2 separate regions of the Homo sapiens genome follow, and region 1 is linked to region 2. A link is a loop called in an ENCODE intact Hi-C map of the cell type or tissue named here. Cell type or tissue: A673. All regions are shown on one strand. Each heading gives the region's core, and the rest is flanking DNA. Links, peaks and the distances in the headings are about the cores only.

Region 1 (4,334 bases), core at 86-4,085, 140 kb after region 2:
GTGCTGCTGGATTCAGTTTGCCAGTATTTTATTGAGGATTTTCGCATCAATGTTCATCAGGGATATTGGCCTGAAATTTTCTTTTTTTGTTGTGTCTCTGCCAGGTTTTAGTATCAGGATGATGCTGGCCTCATAAAATGGACTAGGGAGGAGTCCCTCTTTTTCTATTATTTGGAATAGTTTCAGAAGGAATGGTACCAGCTCCTCTTTGTAACTTTGGTGGAATGCAGTTGTGAATCTGTCTGGTCCTGGGCTTTTTTTGGTTGGTAGGCTATTAATTACTGCCTCAATTTCAGAACGCTCCACCCCAAATCAACAGGCCAGGTGCGGCGTTCATGCCTGCAATCCCAACAGTTTGGGAAGTCAAGGTGAGAGTTCAAGACTAGCCTGGGTAATAAAGCAAGACCCTGTCTCTACCCAAAAAATAAATAAATAAATAAATAAATAACCAAACATGGTGGCATGTGCTCACAGTCCCAGCTACTCAGGAAGCTGAAGCAAGAGGATGGTTTGAGCCCAGGAGTTTGAGGCCACAGTGAGCTATGACTGAGCAACTGAACTCCAGCCTGGGTGACAGAACAAGACATGGTCTTTAAGAAACAAAACAAGAAAAATATTTTGGGGAAACAGCAGAAAATAAAAATACAATTTTTTTTAAGTCCTGTCCTCATCTAAGAAGTCAGAAGAAAAGTGCAATGGAGAAGAAAATATCAGGCAAGCTGGGTAGACAGGAAAGGTCACACAATTTTAAATGTAGTGATAGAAAGCCTTAACTCAAAGTTGACCTTTGAGTTAAGACATGAAAATAATGAGAGCAGGCATGTGGATACCTAGGAAAGAACATCCTAGGCAGAAGGACAAAGACCAGGAAACCACAGTCCACTGTGTGGATAAGCTCAAAAATGGAGATCATTTAGAGTAAGGATAGAACTCTGGGAACATCAACACTGAAATATGGGCAGAGAAGCACAAGTCCTCAAAAAAAAAAAAAAAAAAAAAAAAAAGAAGCAAGCGGAGAAAGGGAATGACTAAACATAATTAGGTATGTTTAATCAGTCACACACACATTAAATAGTGTGACTAATATGTAGTCATTAGAAATTAAAAATGAAAGATTTTAATGGCCTGTGTACATACTTATGATACAAAGGAGAATGCTGTTAAATATTCCGTAAAAGCAAATATTTTTAAAACTGCAAGAAATTATCCCAAAATGGAATAAGAATTTTTTTTTTTTTTTTGAGGCAGAATCTCACTCTGTCACCCAGGCTGGAGTGCAGTGGCACAAACTCTGCTCACTGCAACCTTAGCCTCCTGGGTTCAAGAGAGCACATCCAGCTAATTTTTGTATTTTTAGTAGAGACAGGGTTTTATCATGTTGGCCAGGCTGGTCTTGAACTCCTGACCTCAAGTGATCTGCCCACCTTGGCCTCCCAAAGTGATGGGATTTCCAGCATGAGCCACCATGCCTAGCAAGAAAGTCAATCTTAAGTGATGGAACTACACATGAATCCCTGTACATTCCACATATTTTAAAATGAGCATATACTGTTTTTTCCTATCAAATTGAAATGAGTATAATTTAAAAGAATCATAATGGCTTAGAAAAAAGAAAACTAAGAATAAACTTGTCTTTTTTCTATCTTGCATGCAAAAAGGCATGCCAATAAAATTATCTAAGGTGAAAATAAATTCTTAATTAGAAAAAGACTTTTTTTTTTTTTTACCAAGTAAAGGACAAACTTGTACTGCATCCTACTTTTTAGTAGGCAACTAAAGCTTAAAATTATTTGATCAGACTTTTAAAACCTCTATGACAAACCTTTACGAGTTTCTCAAAGCGTGGTCTTTAGGCTACTGAAATTTCCAAAGTTCTTCTGGAAGGTTTACCTTTTATATGACAGCAATATGAGACTCACTGCCACTAGTCCTACAGTAAATTAAAACTATATCTGCAACTTCCCCCAGACGTCAAATCACCATCTAATTATTGTAAGGATTTTTTTCCAGATAACAATAGCTGGAATGGGGTGTTTCAGGGATTTTTTGTTCACCCCAGTGGGTATTGTTGAAATTTGCACCATTTCCTTCCTATCTCCCCAGGACCACCTATCAAGAGAAGCCATAGTAAACGCTCAACAAATGCTTGATAACCGATAAAACTACTTTAATCTGCTAAAGAAAAATAACCTAAAGAATTGAAATAAGCCTTGTCCTTGTTAAAATATATCAATCTTTTCACTCTAAAAGTGCTCTCCAGCTTATCACACACATTTTACTGGCATTTACTTCTACATTTAGCAATTATGCCTGAATACTGCCAACTGACTTCTCAGCTAAACTTCAAACTCAAATTGCCAGCCACCAGCTGAAAATCTCTGCCTGCATGGTTTTAGACATGTCTAAAACTAACAAGCCTCACTGCAACAATCATCATGCTCTCGTGTCCTGTCTGGTAATGGCATCAACATGCCCTTTTTTGTCCACAGTAGTCTCCAGTACCCTTCTACCTCCACAAGCTTCGAGATTGGTCCCACCACTTCCTGCCACAAACCGTCAATTTCAGGCACTCCTCCCCAAGCCTGTCACTCACTGGGTCTTCCTCATTACTCTTCTGCATGGAATGAGCTCCACAGACCATTGAGGCTGGCATCCTGCTGCAAGTCATTTCCCTCCTCTAAGGCTGACTTACCCTCTCCATCCTCAGATATGCAGACAGCTCTTTGTTTGAAACTTGGTTTACCGTATTCATCACTACCTACCTGATCTTAATCATTTGAGTCCATATCGCTCCATGTTCATGAGCTACTCAAGAGCGGGGACCGTACTTTCTTAATTTTTTTTTAATTTTAGTGTCCTCAGGCCAGGCACGGTGGCTTGGGCCTGTAAACCCAGCACTTTGAGAGGCCGAGGCGGGTGGTTCACTTGAGGCCAGGAGTTCAAGACCAGCCTGGCCAACACAGTGAAACCCCATCTCTACCAAAAAATACAAAAAAAATTAGCCAGGCATGGTGGTGCACGCCTGTGGTCCCAGCTACTTGGAAGGCTGAGGCAAGAGAATTGCTTGAACCCAGGAGGCAGTGAGCCAAGATCGTGCCATTGCACTCCAGCCTGGGCAATAAAGTGAGGCTCTGCCTCAAAAAAAAAAAAAAAAAAAAAAAAATTTAGTGTCCTCAGCCAAACGTAAGGACACAGAAGTTCTCCAAGATATCAGCTGCATGAAACTAAACTGACAGCGTCTCAAAGTGACCAGAGAACAGATTGTGCTAAATCTGGAAAAGTCAGTCATCTTGCCCTAGCCTTTGAACCTTTACTTTTCTGTGCCTAGTCAGAAAGTAAAGCAAGCAGTTCTCTGTGGAACTACAATAAATAGTGGGTACAGAATGAATGCCTCACTTAGTTGACAATAATCCTTCTCCCCACAATCGTAGTCCAAGAAGGCAAAGCATCCCCTTAACAAAAGGCAATTCTGTTTCAGTTGTGTTATTCTCTTAGTAAGAACACACCATCCTTATCATCTGCTGATTACAGACTTCCAAGGCGGGGGTCCTCACTGAATACTCCTACAATGAAACCTGCCTATAATGAGTAACTCTACCTATCTTCTCTGCTCCAGAAGTGGTTGAAAGGCCTTTCATTCAGGCCTTGTTTTCTACCTAACAAAAGGTTCACAGATGCCAAACACGTGCTCCAAAATGCCCCTCCTCCCGTCGTCTGAGACCCAGATGAAGCAGGGTCCTTGTGGCAATAATATTCTCTGCAATGCTTTTTGTCGTCTTGGTTGTCACACAGCTGGAAATAGTTTTCTTATTCCCGTTTACAATAGCCAGACATTCATTATCACTCTGACAAGAACTCTTGAGTGATGTCATGCTGCACATGCTGCACCAGTTCAAGAAGGGCCCATGCAGGCTCTTCCAGCTTCAAACTTCTCACTCTTGATGGCAGCCTCAAGTATAGCCTCTCTAAAGCAAAAGAAAATGGAGGCAGGCACAGACAGATACACACACAAACATACATATGAGTATGTATAAACATATCCACACTTATCCCACACACACATAAATATACATAAATATTAATTTTTGTAGGTTTGTATAAGTAAAAGGACAACTATGGAAGGCTATGGAACAAACTGATATCAGATGGGTAAGGTTAAAGTGGCAGAGAGAGATTTTTACATTTACTTTAGACACATCTATAGTGTTTGAATCATTGCAAAAAAAAATTTTGTAAATGAATGCAGCTACCCTCTCCTGGTTGGGATGCATTTTATTGTGTTTGTATCCCTGAGTGACTTCAAGATCATAAGTGAAATACATTAGTGAAGCAAA
Region 2 (4,334 bases), core at 83-4,082:
TGGCTAAAATTGATGTTTTTCTAAGGAAACAAACTATGACAATTGATGTAATAGTTTGATAATCTGAATATACCCAAAACAAAAAACATAGAGAATATAATCGTTAAAAAAGTTCCTTCACCCCCCTCAAAAGGCACCAGATTCAGATGGATTTGTGGATGAAATTTATCAAACCACTAAGGAACATATTACTTCCTATGGAATTTATATTGTTCCCCAAGTATTAACATTTAAAAAAAATTCCAATTCATTCTAAGAGACTAAAATAAACTATAAAAAAATAGACAAAACAAATCTCCCCCCCACAAAACTACAGATTAGTTTTTCTCAGTGGGATTGGAATTGGCTTTGGGGATGAAAAGCTTCTTTGTTGCATTAACTGTTCCATGAATTCCAGGGTCCTTAGCACCCTGCCCATTGTGGCCAGCAAAAACTACTCCCTCACATTCCCAAATGTCCCTGGAGAATAGTCAGCAGGAAGTACCACCTTTCTTTGAGAATAACTGTATAGACCAGTCAACTTTATGAATATAATTGAATCTGACATTATATTAGCAGAATGCTATGATCCAACCAAAAAGGGTTAACACTAGGAAATCTCTTAATGCAATTCACCACACTATTAAGAAAAAATATTAGCACCAATGACTTGCCTGGTAAAATTCAACATTTACTTTTTTAAAAGGAAGATAAAACACCACCACCAACAAATCAAAATATAATTACAAGTACAACACTTAGTAATCTGGGAATGGGGAAAACTACAGAAAACTTATTAGAAACCAACAGAAATCTTATTTAACAACGATATACTAGAAGTATTCCACTAATATAAGGGATAAGAAAAGGATATCCATTTGTACTGACATTCTAGTCAATGAATTAAGCTGGAAAAGAAAAAAGTGATAAACAATTGAAAATAAGTTGTCCTCAGATTGCCTGCTTGTTAATAGAAAAACTAAAATACCTGATAACTATTCAATCAACTATTAGAAAAAAATTTGTAACTCAGAAAAGTGGGCATATATAAATTAAAGTACAAAACTAAATGGATTTCTTATAATAAATATTTGCAAGATAATCATCATCTAGCAAAAGTATGTTATTCTTCAATAAAGAACATTACATAACTTTTAAGAAAAAATACCTAAATAAATGGAACTAGTACCATATTCTTGAAGGGGAAGATTCAATACTTTTAAAATAGGAATTCTTTCAAAATTAGTTTGTATATTAAACGCATTTGTGGGGGCAAGTTAATGAAAGGGGATTATCTCATTAAAACATGCTATAAAGTCACAGGTTTAAGCTAGTTTGGTACTAGCAGGAGGATAAACGAGATTAGTGGCACACATTAAAATCTAAAAACGGATCTCTGCATAACAAAATCTAACACATATTTTAAAACATGAAGAAAAGATCAAATGCTCAATAAATAGTCTTGGAATAATTTGACTTTGGGGTGAGGGAGGGATATAAAAGTCAGATTCCCATTACATATCAGTACAATAATAAAATGAATAATCCAATTAAAATGTAAAATAGTTTAATAGATGCTTCTCAAAAGAAAATGTATAAATGGCGCATTAAGCACATGAAAAGGCGATCAGCTTCACTAGTCATCAGGGAAATGCAAATTAAATCCACAATGAGATACGACTGCACACCCACTGAATGTCTACAATTTAGAAGAGTGACCCTAGCAAATGTTGACTTGGATATAGTGGAACTGAAACTTTCATCACTGCTGGTGAAAATGTAACATGGTATTAATTATTTGGAAAACAGTTTGGCAGCTTCCTCAAAAGTTAAACATTCACATATCATATGACTCAGCCATTCTACTCAATATTTATCCAAGAGAAAGGAAAGAATATGTCCACACAAAGATGTGTAGGAAATGCCCAGAGCAAAATATTTGTAATAGTCAGTAACTAGAAACAACCCAAAAGTCCATCCACAAATCAACAGGTGAATATACAGTAGTATTTCCAATCAATGGAATACTAGTCTGTAATAGAAACAAACTATCAATATATGCAACAACATGTTATATGTCAATTATAGTTCAATAAAGTAGGAAAGAGAGAATGACAGAGAGAGAGAATGAGGAAGAGGTTGACCAACACTAGAAAGGCCAGCACCAACTATCTTTAGTTTCTTCTTCTAGTTTCCTGTAGAAAGTAGGTCATAGCTCAGGCCGGCACGGTGGCTCATGCCTATAATCCAAGCACTTTGGGAGGCCGAGGCAGGTGGATCACGAGGTCAGGAGTTTGAGACCAGCCTGACCAACATGGTGAAACCCCATCTCTACTAAAAATACAAAAATTAGCCAGGCGAGGTGGCGTGTGCCTGTAATCCCAGCTGCTCAGGAGGCTGAGGCAGGAGAATCGCTTGATTTTGGGAGGCAGAGGTTACACTCAGCTGAGATCATGCCACTGCACTCCAGCCTGGTTGACAGAGTGAGAAAGAAAGAAAGAAAGAGAGAGAGAGGGGGAAGGGAGGGGAGGGGAAGGGAAAGGAAGGGAAAGGGGAAGGGAAAGGGAAAGGGAAGGAAGAGGGAGGGAGGAAGGGGAGGAAGGGAAGGAAGGAAGGAAGGAAGGAAGGAAGGAAGGAAGGAAGGAAGGAAGGAAGGAAGGAAGGCAGGCAGGCAGGCAGGCAGGCAGGCAGGCAGGCAGGCATGCAGGCAGGCAGGCTCAAAAACACTCAATAAGCTTAGTGGTGCAGGCTGCACCCTTACTGGGGAAACCCATGATTGTCCAGCAATATCTGTGGCTGGGTGGTTGAGTCTGTTGATCCAGGGATGAAATGTTAGCAAGCGCTTTGGCTTCAGAACTAAAGCTCATCAGTATTAAATGTGTTATTCTGATCTTAAAAAGAATAGGTAGCACAGTGGGAAAGATTTAAAATGCTCTTACTAGTGACATAATGGTAATAAATAAATGGACACACTCATATACTGTTGATAGAAGAGTCATTTGACCATCTTTTTGAAGGGCAATTTGGCAATATCTATCTAAATGTACAATGTCCTCTTTTACCTAACAATTCCATTTTAGAAATGTGTCATCCAGATATACTTGAAGAAGCATATAAAAATACAACCACATAATGTTCAATGAAATATTTATAACGGTAGAAAATTAGAAACTATCTCAATATCCACTGATAGTATACATAAGTGGAGTAGTAAGCAGCCATTAAGCAGATTGGCACTGCTCTATCATATTTACCCACATGGGAAGATACGCACATTACATTAAGTCTATAAAGTTACCTCATGTACAACAGGTCACTTATAAAATTGCTATAGGTACTTATATGTATATATACCCTATGTGCATTACAAAAAATGTCTAGAAGGATACACACCAAATCATTGGCAGTAGTTACCTTGAGGAACCAGAGGCAGTTGCATGGACTTTGAATTTTAATGTAAACATTGTTTTTGTAACTTTTTTTGGTAAGAAACATGTTTTTCTAAGCCTGTCCAGGACAGGGTGGAAACTGATGGAAAAAAAGTCCTGGAACCCACTGGGACACAAACGTGGTCTCAATTCCTGCTCTCATCCAGGGCAAGTGTTTGTAACCAAAAGTGGTATGCGACTGTCTGTTTCATGCACATAATCTTCCCACCTGCTTACACGTAGCCTCAGTGTGCTGGCCTGCATGATGTTCATCTACTATGCTCCCTGGTCTAAGACGGAGGAAAAAAGAGGAAGGACAGACAGTAGACTTTGATAATGATATTGATGTAGATAACCAACCCTAAATTATTACTTTTCTTTATTCTTTGGAAATGCTTCATTAGAATAAATTAGAAATGCTTCAATGGAAAGAACTTCATTAAAAATGTTTTTAAAATAATAATAAAACCTTTATTAAACATTATTTACCAGTTTAAAACAAAACATGTTTAATAATTAAGGAAATGAATGACAATATTCACATGGGAACTTAAGAAGCTAGTTAGCGGGGAGGAAGAAAAATAGAGATATCTTGGAAATAAAATTTATTTTAATCTCCGAGGCTGGGTAACTTGGAGGACTTTAAAGGTATGTATTCATCTTTTATAGGAGGAAAGAGACAGACAGACCTGAGGTCAGATACTGTTTCTTTTCCTTACTGCATATGGGACATTGGACAAGTTATTCACTTTTGCCCAGCCTCAATATCCTTATCTGTCAAATGAGGATATGATCTACTTTCAGCACTATTGTGAGGACTGAATGAGACACTGCAAATGGAATACGAAGCACAGGGCCACCTAATGGGTTCCCTTCATTTCTTTCCTTTCCTTCTTCAGTGAATACGCAAAGGATAAGCCTCCAAGA

What was found. Peaks named below come from ENCODE experiments on the same cell type or tissue, not always from the same donor. Only the 100,000 strongest peaks of a DNase experiment are listed, where the experiment ranks them.
Region 1: a loop joins it to region 2, with 3 times the contacts of the local background. A loop is called at or near these places in 7 of 110 quality-filtered maps.

The regions. Positions count from the first base shown.
Region 1 is chr9:111,026,908-111,031,241 of GRCh38, forward strand. The region is part of intron 2 of LPAR1 (lysophosphatidic acid receptor 1); the gene reads right to left. Among named protein-coding and RNA genes, the nearest start is that of LPAR1, 9.4 kb to the right of the region's middle. In A673, for the core only: no CTCF peak of the experiment used is centred there; DNase peaks (open chromatin) are centred at 2,054, 2,444 and 3,744; H3K27ac peaks cover 973 bases.
Region 2 is chr9:110,890,187-110,894,520 of GRCh38, forward strand. The region is part of intron 5 of LPAR1 (lysophosphatidic acid receptor 1); the gene reads right to left. Among named protein-coding and RNA genes, the nearest start is that of LPAR1, 150 kb to the right of the region's middle. In A673, for the core only: no CTCF peak of the experiment used is centred there; DNase peaks (open chromatin) are centred at 1,675, 2,495 and 2,725; H3K27ac peaks cover 3,304 bases.